Linked DNA regions of Homo sapiens: all the other regions are linked to region 2. A link is an interaction called in ENCODE POLR2A ChIA-PET data of the cell type or tissue named here. Cell type or tissue: Panc1. All regions are shown on one strand.

Region 1 (2,500 bases), 170 kb after region 2:
ATACCATCTCGTGCCAGTTAGAATGGCAATCATTAAAAAGTCAGGAAACAACAGATGCTGGAGAGGATGTGGAGAAATAGGAACACTTTTACATTTATTATATATTTTAATTTTGTAATGATCAGAATAAAATACTACTAAGCAATAAAAGTGAACTACTGATGATTACAGTGTGGATGAATCTTCCCCACATTATGCTGAGCCAAAGAAGCAGGACACCAAAGTATATACTAGTGATACCATTTATATCAATTTCTAGAACAGGCAAAACTCATCTATGGTGAAAATATGGTAGGAATTTATTATGGAGGGGCATAAAAGAACTTTCGGAAGTGATGGAAATGTTCCATATCTTGATAAAGACGTCTATTATACATTAGATTTTTGCTTTTCAACATATGTAGATTTTCCTTAAAAAAGTAACAAATGTTGGACTCTAGATGACATAGATATGTTTGTTTTCTGCAGAGATGGGATTAGCAGTTGTGAAACTACTTTTTGTGTATTCTAAGCTTGAATAAATATATTGATGATAATGGGAACCAGGTTTCTCATTTTTGGAGAAGGTAGTAACAAGTGTGTGAGGGATAAGACCAAATTGTTTCCTAGAAAGGAATTATAGGTATCAACATGAATTCATAGTTTGTGATAGCTAGATATGAATCTAATCACAAAGAAACATCAGCCTAATTCAAAATGAGAGATATTCTACAATATAACTCACCTGTGCCTTTTAAAACTGTCAAGGTTAAGAAGTACAAAGAGAGAAAAAATGACACAGCGGGGAACTCCAAAACCACATCCCGCCATTAAACCAAAAATTAAGCTGCCAAAAATTGTCAGTCAACTTGTTCAGATCTCTAGAATCTAACGAAAGACTTAAAACAACCAGGAGAACGCTTTAAAAGAAAGAAGCTGCTAAAATTTGTTCACAGAACATTGTATTTTAACTTACCTGGTGACCACCCCAAGTCCCCAGTGCAATGGCAGCTGTAAGGATGGCGGCCCATGTTCCTGACAGAGTTTGCTTGTGTCAGAACGAGCAATGTGGATCATGTTCTTGGATGACTCTGGATGTGGGCATCAACCTGTCTGGTGGCTCCCTAAGGAATCAGCTTTGAGGCTTGCCTTTGTTTCACCTGCTTCAGAGCTTTTAGGGGACTGGGGCAGCATTTGTCAGAAAGATTTAAAGGTAAATAATACTGTAGCAGCTGGGACAAGCAGACAAACCAAATAGCCTGGGAAGGAAGAGGCTTTGTAAGGAGATACATGGGAGAACAAGTGATTTGAAATGCTTCACCATATACAGGGGAGTGTAGAAGGCTTAGGGTTGAATGAATGTTCAGAAGAAACCTTAGAAGATCCTGAGCTTTCATGTCTGGCTGACATTTAAGCCCCATGCAAGCCGGAATCTTAAGGCTAAGAGAGAGTTGTAAATGGTCTTGCTAAGTAAGCATTGAAGAAATGCCCAATACAGAGCCAGTCTGAAAAGATCCGGAGAGTATTTTTACCCCTTTCGCTCCAGGCATTTAAGGAAACCTGTCAAATCACTAGTTGCTCACTAAGGTGAACAGAGACTTGAGTGACGACCTATGACAAAGGTCACAGGTCTTTACAAGAAGAGTTTAATAAAGTCATTAAACAAACAACTACAACCCACAGTAAGTAGCAACAACAAACCCTGAGGAAGGGGAAGAATGCGATTTCGAGAGTTACCACATTATAATATACAAAATGTCCAGTTTCAACAAGAAATTATGCATACATAGAAACAATAAATTACAGCCCAATCACAGAAAGAAAAAAAAAAGAAATAGGGAGTATCCTTGAGGAGGCACGGACATTATATGTACTACTCAAAGACTTTAGATCAACTGCCTAAAGTATAGTTAAGTAGCTAAAAGGATGATGTATGAACTAACAGAAAATTTCAATAGATACATAGAAATTGTTTAAAAGATACCAAATAGAAGTTCTGGAACTGAAAAGTACAAGAGCTGAGTTGAAAAATTGACTAGAGGGATTCAACCAGCAAACTTGAGCAGGCAGAAGAAAGAATTAGTGAACTTGAAGATATAGGTCAATTGATATTATCTAGTCTGAGGCAGAGAGGAAAAAGAATGAAAAAAAAAATGCACAGAGCTGAAGAGACTTATACTTTAAAATGTTTATAGTGGTAAATTTTGTTATATGCATTTTACTGCAATTTTTTTAAATTACAAAAATGTAAATGATGTGGTACTGGCATAAACACAGACAATGGAAGAAAATTGAGAGTTCAGAAATAAACCCACACATCTATGGTTAATTGAATTTCAACAAGCATGTAAGACAGTGGTAAAAGGTCATACCATTTCAACAAATGGTATAAGGTCCACTAGATATTCACGTACAAAAGAATGAAGGTGAACCCCCTACTTCACATTATATACAAAATTTAACTCAAAATGGATCAATAACCTAAAAAAAAAGAGCAAATGCTGTAAAACCCTTAGTAGAA
Region 2 (2,500 bases):
GGCTTGCTTGGGCCCAGGAAATTTGAGGTTATGGTGAGCTATGATCATGGCACTGCACTCTAGCCTGGGTGAGAGAGCGAGACTCTCTCTCTTAAAAAAAAATTATTCTATCTATACTTTTTTATTATATAATATATATATTTTTATTTATATATGTGTATATATATATTTTTTTGAGACGAAGTCTCACTCTATCGCCCAGGCTGGAGGGCAGTGGCACGATTTTGGCTCACTGCAAGCTTTGTCTCCTGGGTTCAGAGGCGATCCTCTCGCCTCAGCCTCCTGAGTAGCTGGGAATACAGGTGTTGCACCACCACGCCCAGCTAATTTTTGTATTTTTGGTAGAGATGGGGGTTTCACCACGTTGGCCAGGCTGGTCTTGAACTCCTGACCTCAAGTGATTCTCCCACCTCAGCCTCCCAAAATGCTTGGATTACAGGTGCTATCTATACATTTAAATAATATAGATAACACAGTATAGATGACCCTTTTTAAAGTAATTTATATATATGTATAACTTAGATAGATGGTAATTTCCAGAAGAAAACATGTTACCTCTGGGAAGTTTTAAGGGGTAGCTATTCTTCTGAATGGTTTAAAGTATTCTCATCTGCTTGAATTTAAGATGTATATGTATACACATCTTACAATTTATATATATATGAAAAGTAAATTGTTCTCACCTGCATATTACTTTGTAATTTTAAAAACATGGTCACTAAAACCAACATGGCTGCAGAATTGTTTTCTGTGCCAACTCTTAAGCACAGGTTGATCTTTTTTTTTTTTTTTTTTTTTTAAGCTAAAACTAATCAGAACAGGCTTCCTGGAGCAAGAAACCTTAACTAGGTTCTCTACTATCTTTTTTTTTTTTTTAAGCTAAAACTAATCAGAACAGGCTTCCTGGAGCATGAAACCTTAACTGGGTTCTCTACTAAAATGTACACTGACGTCAGCTCTCAAGTATGACTCAACTCAGTGGAGTATTTGCCTAAACATTCCAGAATAGCTAGGGTAGGTGATGCACACGGTTCATTGACATGATCAGGAAAGCATAAAAGGAATCTGCCCAGAGATCTAGGGGCTGCATTTCATTGTTTACTGATAATACGAATTATTATTCAAGTGAAATCAACAGTATTTAACAGGAAAAGGTATACGAAGAGGAAAGCCAAAAGGAAAGGGTTTCGCCTTCCAATATTTATCACGAACCACAGCCTAGACCTGTTTGCTGGCTATGCTTTACTGTTTTTCCAGATGTTTTTATTCCCATTTCTCCTCATATATCCACCTGCAGTCATCTCTTCATCACTACCACGCCTGTTCCCATGACTTCCTAGTTTCTGTGATGATTTCTGTCTTTTTTCTGTCAGCTCCTCTGGATCATAAATATTTCTAGTCAGTGTAGTTGAGAAGGGTTCTACTCTTAAACTGCAGGACATATATTTTTCTGTCTATATCTATATTTATTTTCACTTCACACACACACACACACACACACACACACACACAATTTTTCCTTCCTCATTTTTCTCTTTTTTCTTCCTCCAACACTCCCATTTCCCTTACTCTAATATAGATTTCGACCCTACTCTAAATCAGAGATACCAGCCTGGGCAACATGGCAAGACCCTAGCTCTACAAAAAAATTAGCCAGGTGTGGTGATGCGTGTCAGTACTCTCAGCTACTGAGGAGGCTGAGGTGAGAGGATCCCTTAAACCCAGGAGTTGGAGGCTTCAGTAAGCTATGATAGGGCCACTGATAGGGCCTGGATGACAGAGTAAGATTATGTCTCAAAAAAGTGAATAAATAAAAATACTAAGTCAGAGATAGATTTATATATTCCCTGTAAAATGTTTTGTGTGGAAGGAGGCTCATGTCCTGGTCTCCAAAGGATGACAGACTCCACATTCATTTTATAACTTAGTGGCCTTATAATCTAACATTGTTTTAGGTCAGGAACATCCAATCTGCAAGTTTTTCTGTCTAGAGCAGAACTCCAGGAAAACATTGAGTTGAGAAGGGCAGGGCTTGTTCAAATAGGATTATCTTTGTTCGTGTTTCTCGGAATCTGAGAGGCTGGCAGCATACTTTAAAGCTGTCCTTTTTGTGTTCCGTTGACGTGTGGTCTCCCGTAATCTTCTGCTTACTAGACTTCTTGATATAGGAAGTCTTTTGTCTCTATCAGAAGTGATTTAAGGGGTGGGACACTAATTTTACACTTAAATAAACCACACCTCCTAAGTGAATAAGAATTCGGCTCACATTCTTATGGGACCCAACACCATCCATTCCAGAGCATTTAAAAGGGCCAAAAGATCACAACTTTCTCTAATAGGGTTGAACTACAAAAAAATCCCAAACTGGTAAAGTGGCTCCTCTCTCAGCAATCCCCTGCCCAGATATCTTTTTTTTTTTTTTGAGATGGAGTCTCACTCTGTGGTCCAGGCTGGAGTACAGTGGTGTGATCTCGGCTCACTGCAACCTCTGCCTCCTGGG
Region 3 (2,500 bases), 290 kb after region 2:
TACTTCCAATTATGTGGTCAATTTTAGAATAAGTGTGATGTGGTGCTGAGAAGAATGTATATTTTGTTGATTTGGGGTGGAGAGTTCTGTAGATGTCTATTAGGTCCACTTGGTGCAGAGCTGAGTTCAGGTCCTGGATATCCTTGTTAACATTCTGTCTCATTGATCTGTCTAGTATTGACAGTGGGGTGTTAAAGTCTCCCGTTATTATTGTGTGGGAGTCCAGGTCTCTTTGTAGGTCTCTAAGGACTTGCTTTATGAATCTGGGTGCTCCTGTATTGGGTGCATATATATTTAGGATAGTTAGCTCTTCTTGTTGAATTGATCCCTTTACCATTATGTGATGGCCTTCTTTGTCTCTTTTGATCTTTGTTGGTTTAAAGTCTGTTTTATCAGAGACTAGGGTTGCAACCACTGCTTTTTTTTGTTTTCCATTTCCTTGGTAGATCTTCCTCCATCCCTTTATTTTGAGCCCATGTGTGTCTTTGCACATGAGATGGGTCTCCTAAATACAGCACACTGATGCATCTTGATTCTTTATCCAATTTGCCAGTCTGTATCTTTTAATTGGGGCATTTAGCCCATTTACATTTAAGGTTAATATTGCTATGTGTGAATTTGATTCTGTCATTATGATGTTCGCTGGTTATTTTGCCCATTAATTGATGCAGTTTCTTCATAGCATCGATGGTCTTTGCAATTTGGCCTGTTTTTGCAGTGGCTGGTATCGGTTGTTTCTTTCCATGTTTAGTGCTTCCTTCAGGAGCTCTTATAAGGCAGGCTTGGTGGTGACAAAATCTCTCAGCATTTGCTTGTTTGTAAAGGATTTTATTTCTCCTTCACTTATGAAGCTTAGTTTGGCTGGATATGAAATTCTGGGTTGAAAATTATTTTCTTTAAGAATGTTGAATATTGGCTCCCACTCTCTTCTGGCTTGTAGGGTTTCTGCTGAGACATCTGCTGTTAGTCTGATGGGCTTCCCTTTGTGGGTAACTCGACCTTTCTCTCTGCTGCTCTTAACACTTTTTCCTTCATTTCAACCTTGGTGAATCTGACAACTGTGTCTTGGGGTCCCTCTTCTCAAGGAGTATCTTTGTGGTGTTCTCTGTATTTCCTGAATTTGAATGTTGGCCTGCCTTGCTAGGTTGGGGAAGTTCTCCTGGATAATATCCTGAAGAGTGTTTTCCAGCTTTGTTCCATTCTCCCCATCACTTTCAGGTACATCAATCAAATGTAGATTTGGTCTTTGCACATAGTCCCATATTTCTTGGAGGCTTTGTTCATTTCTTTTAACTCTGTTTTCTCTAACCTTGTCTTCTCGCTTTATTTCATTAATTTGATCTTCAATCACTGATACCCTTTCTTCCACTTGATCGAATCAGCTATTGAAGCTTGTGCATGCGTCATGAAGTTCTCATGCCATGGTTTTCAGCTCCATCAGGTTATTTAAGGTCTTCTCTACACTGTTTATTCTAATTAGCCATTCGTCTAATCTTTTTTCAAGGTTTTTAGCTTCCTCGCGATGGGTTTGGACATCCTTTAGCTCAGAGAAGTTTGTTATTACTGACCTTCTGAAGCCTACTTCTGTCAACTCATCAAAGTCATTCTCCGTCTAGCTTTGTTCCGTTGCTGGCGAGGAGCTGCGATCCTTTGGAGGAGAAGAGGCGCTCTGCTTTTTAGAATTTTCAGCTTTTCTGCTCTGGTTTCTCCCCATCTTTGTGGTTTCATCTACCTTTGGTCTTTGATGTTGGTGACCTACAGCTGGGGTTTTGGTGTGGACGTCCTTTTTGTTGATGTTGATGCTATTCCTTTCTGTTTGTTAGTTTTCCTTCTAACAGTCAGGTCCCTCAGCTGCAGGTCTGTTGGAGTTGGCTGGAGGTCCACTCCAGACCCTGTTTGCCTGGGTATCACCAGCAGAGGCTGCAGAACAGCAAATATTGCTGCTTGATCCTTCCTCTGGAAGCGTCCTCCCAGAGAGGCAGCCGCCTGTATGAGGTGTCTGTCGGCCCCTACTGGGAGTTGTCTCCCAGTTAGGCTACACAGGGGTCAGAGACCCACTTGAGGAGGCAGTCTGTCTGTTCTCAGAGCTCAGATGCCATCTTGGGAGAACAACTGCTCTCTTCAGAGCTGTCAGACAGGGACATTTAAGTCAGCAGAAATTTCTGCTGGCTTTTGTTCAGCTATGCCCTGCCCATAGAGGTGGAGTCTAGAGGCTGTAGGCCTGTTGAGCTGTGGTGGGCTCCACCCAGTTTGAGCTTCCCAGCTGCTTTGTTTACCTAATCAAGCCTCAGCAATGGCAGATGCCCCTCCCCCAGCCAGGCTGCTGGCTTGCAAATCAATCTCAGACTGCTGCGCTAGCAGTGAGCAAGGCTCCGTGGGCATGGGAACCTCCAAGCCAGGCACAGGAGAGAATCACCTTGCCTACCGGTTGCTAAGACCTTGGGAACAACACAGTATTTGGGTGGGAGTGTCCCATTTTTCCAGGTAGTCTGTCATGGCT
Region 4 (2,500 bases), 190 kb after region 2:
TTCCATTTGGTTGTATCATTTCTGATTTCTTTCAGCAGTGTTTTGTGGTTCTCCTTGTAGAGATCTTTCACCTTCTTGGTCACGTATATTCCTAGGGTGTATGTGTGTGTGTGTGTGTGTGTGTGTGTGTGTGTGTCTATTGTAAATGGAATTGAGTTCTTGATTTGGCTCTCAGCTTGAAAGTTATTGGTGTGTAAAAATGCTACTGATTTTTGTACATTGATTTTGTATCCTGAAACTTCAGTAAAGTCATTTTTCAGGTCTAGGAGCCTTTTGGCAGAGTATTTTGGGTTTTCTAGGTATAGAATCATATTGTCAGTGAAGAGATAATGTGGCTTCTTATTTCCCTATTTGGATGCCTTTTATTTTTTTCTCTTGCCTGATATTACTACTGGTTTTAAACATTTGATTATAACATGCCTTTAGGATTTCTCACTCTTAGCACTGTTGATATTTTGGGCAGGATAATTCATTATTGTGAGGGCTGTCCAGTTCACTTTAGGATATTTAGCAACATTCCTGACCTCTGCTTGCTAGATGCCAGCAGCACAGCCTACACCCTCCCCCAGCTATGACAAGCAAAACTGTCTCCAGATATTGCTAAATGTCGTCTATGTGCTGGGGGTGGGGAAGAATCATCCCTGTCTGAGAACCACTTGTTTATTTTTGGCACATGTTCTTTTTAATTATGATGTGCCTTGATGCAGTTTTCTTCATGTTTCTTGTCTTTGGGTTCATTGAGCTTTTTAGACCTGTGCCTTTATATGTTTCTTCAAATACTTTTTCTATGATCTCCCTTCCTCTCCCGCTGAGACTCCAGTGACATATTTTCCTCAAATCAACCCTATAAGTTTATACTATTGTTACTTTCATTTTACAAATGAGGAAATTGAGGCATACAGAGGGTTAAAGAACCTGTCCCTAGACCCACAGTGAGTAAGGAGACAGTTTAGGATTCGAACCCAGGCCAACCCCAGCATCTGGGCTCCTGTCACTTGACATTACTGCTGTGGTCACATATTCAGCAGTGTTAAGCTGTAACTTCAGTGCTGCTTCTTTGTCTAAGGCTGAACTACGGAAAGGCTGGTCATAAACTCTCCTATAGATAGTGGGCAGTTCAAGCATCCTTGCAATCTGAGTTTTGCACACTGCATTGTCTACTTTATCTATTATAACAAGATGGGGAGAAATATGAGAAATGACATTGAGATCAGTTCTTTCCCATGTTCAGATTGCCGCTAGGATGACAGGAAATGAGGCACTCAGTGACTCTCCTTTCTTGTGGGTAACAAGGGATCATTACAGTCTAAATACACTAAATGGTTCCCAAGTCATCTGCGAGAGGGCACCCAATACCCTAGGGAAAATCTTTGCCAGGGAGTGGCTTGGGAATAGGGAAAGTACATTAGCATATGCATTCATCTGTTACTCTGATGGATAGCAGGGCCACAGAAAACCAGCTAGAACAGTGCAAAGGGCATCAGCCAGATGCTGTGGGACCGCCATATTTCTGAGGAGCTGTTTTCATTCAAAGTTAACGGAATAAGGCTGGGCGCGGTGGCTCACACCTGTAATCTCGGCACTTTGGGAGGCTGAGGTGGGTGGATAACTTGAGGTCAGGAGTTCGAGACCAGCCTGGCCAACATGGCGAAACCCCATCTCCACTAAAAAATACAAAAATTAGCCGGGCATGGTGGTACATACCTGTAGTCCCAGCTACTCAGGAGGCTGAGGCAGGAAAATTGCTTAAACCTGGGAAGCAGAGGTTGCAGTGAGCTGAGGTTGCGCCACTGCACTCCAGCCTGGAAGACAGAGCGAGACTGACTCAAAAAAAAAAAAAAAACAAAAAAAAAAACAGCAAAACAAAGTTAATGAACTCACAGGTGTTCAAGAAATCGCCATCATTTTGAAGAATATGAACACTGTGCTCTAATGGATTGAAACTTGAATCCTCAAAGTAGCTTATGAACTACTATGTGGTCTAAAATAAAAGTCAACAACTACATATAGGAAATCATGTGGGTTTTTTTCTTGACTTAAAAATAAAATTAAGAAAGCTGTTTTTCTAAAGAAAGCATGTTATGCAATATAATTTCTTCCATTAGAGTTAATTCTTCTTATTTAAACTTTTTGGAAGTTTGGTTTTTCTAAATAAGAGTTTCTAGGACACGTATCCAGAATAACAATCAATCTGGCAGAAATATCTCGTGCTTACAATAAGCAGTGGCATGAATTTCTTACTCTTCTCTGTATGTGATTCGGGTAATGGGCCTTCCTTGGCCAACCTACACGTTTAAACACCTTTTATTCCATTTCACTCATACAACACACATCTCCTAAACCTCTTTCTTTATTTTTTCTCCTTGGCACATATCACTATTTAACATTTCATATAATTTATTTTTTATACTGTTATTGTCCATTTTCCAATCTAGAATATAAGCTGCATGACTGATTATAAATTTGTAATGATATTCACTACAGACATATCTATATTAAG

Evidence for each region. Peaks named below come from ENCODE experiments on the same cell type or tissue, not always from the same donor. Only the 100,000 strongest peaks of a DNase experiment are listed, where the experiment ranks them.
Region 1: POLR2A ChIA-PET joins it to region 2 with 5 read pairs; 3 of 35 experiments call an interaction of 5 or more read pairs at or near these places.
Region 3: POLR2A ChIA-PET joins it to region 2 with 5 read pairs; 3 of 35 experiments call an interaction of 5 or more read pairs at or near these places.
Region 4: POLR2A ChIA-PET joins it to region 2 with 6 read pairs; 4 of 35 experiments call an interaction of 5 or more read pairs at or near these places.

The regions. Positions count from the first base shown.
Region 1 is chr10:72,513,652-72,516,151 of GRCh38, reverse strand. The region is part of intron 5 of MICU1 (mitochondrial calcium uptake 1); the gene reads left to right. Among named protein-coding and RNA genes, the nearest start is that of MICU1, 110 kb to the left of the region's middle. In Panc1, no CTCF peak of the experiment used is centred here; no DNase peak of the experiment used is centred here.
Region 2 is chr10:72,686,811-72,689,310 of GRCh38, reverse strand. No RefSeq gene overlaps it. Among named protein-coding and RNA genes, the nearest start is that of MCU, 4.1 kb to the left of the region's middle. In Panc1, no CTCF peak of the experiment used is centred here; a DNase peak (open chromatin) is centred at 970.
Region 3 is chr10:72,395,536-72,398,035 of GRCh38, reverse strand. All of the region lies in intron 10 of MICU1 (mitochondrial calcium uptake 1), which reads left to right. Among named protein-coding and RNA genes, the nearest start is that of DNAJB12, 42 kb to the right of the region's middle. In Panc1, no CTCF peak of the experiment used is centred here; no DNase peak of the experiment used is centred here.
Region 4 is chr10:72,501,502-72,504,001 of GRCh38, reverse strand. The region is part of intron 6 of MICU1 (mitochondrial calcium uptake 1); the gene reads left to right. Among named protein-coding and RNA genes, the nearest start is that of MICU1, 120 kb to the left of the region's middle. In Panc1, no CTCF peak of the experiment used is centred here; no DNase peak of the experiment used is centred here.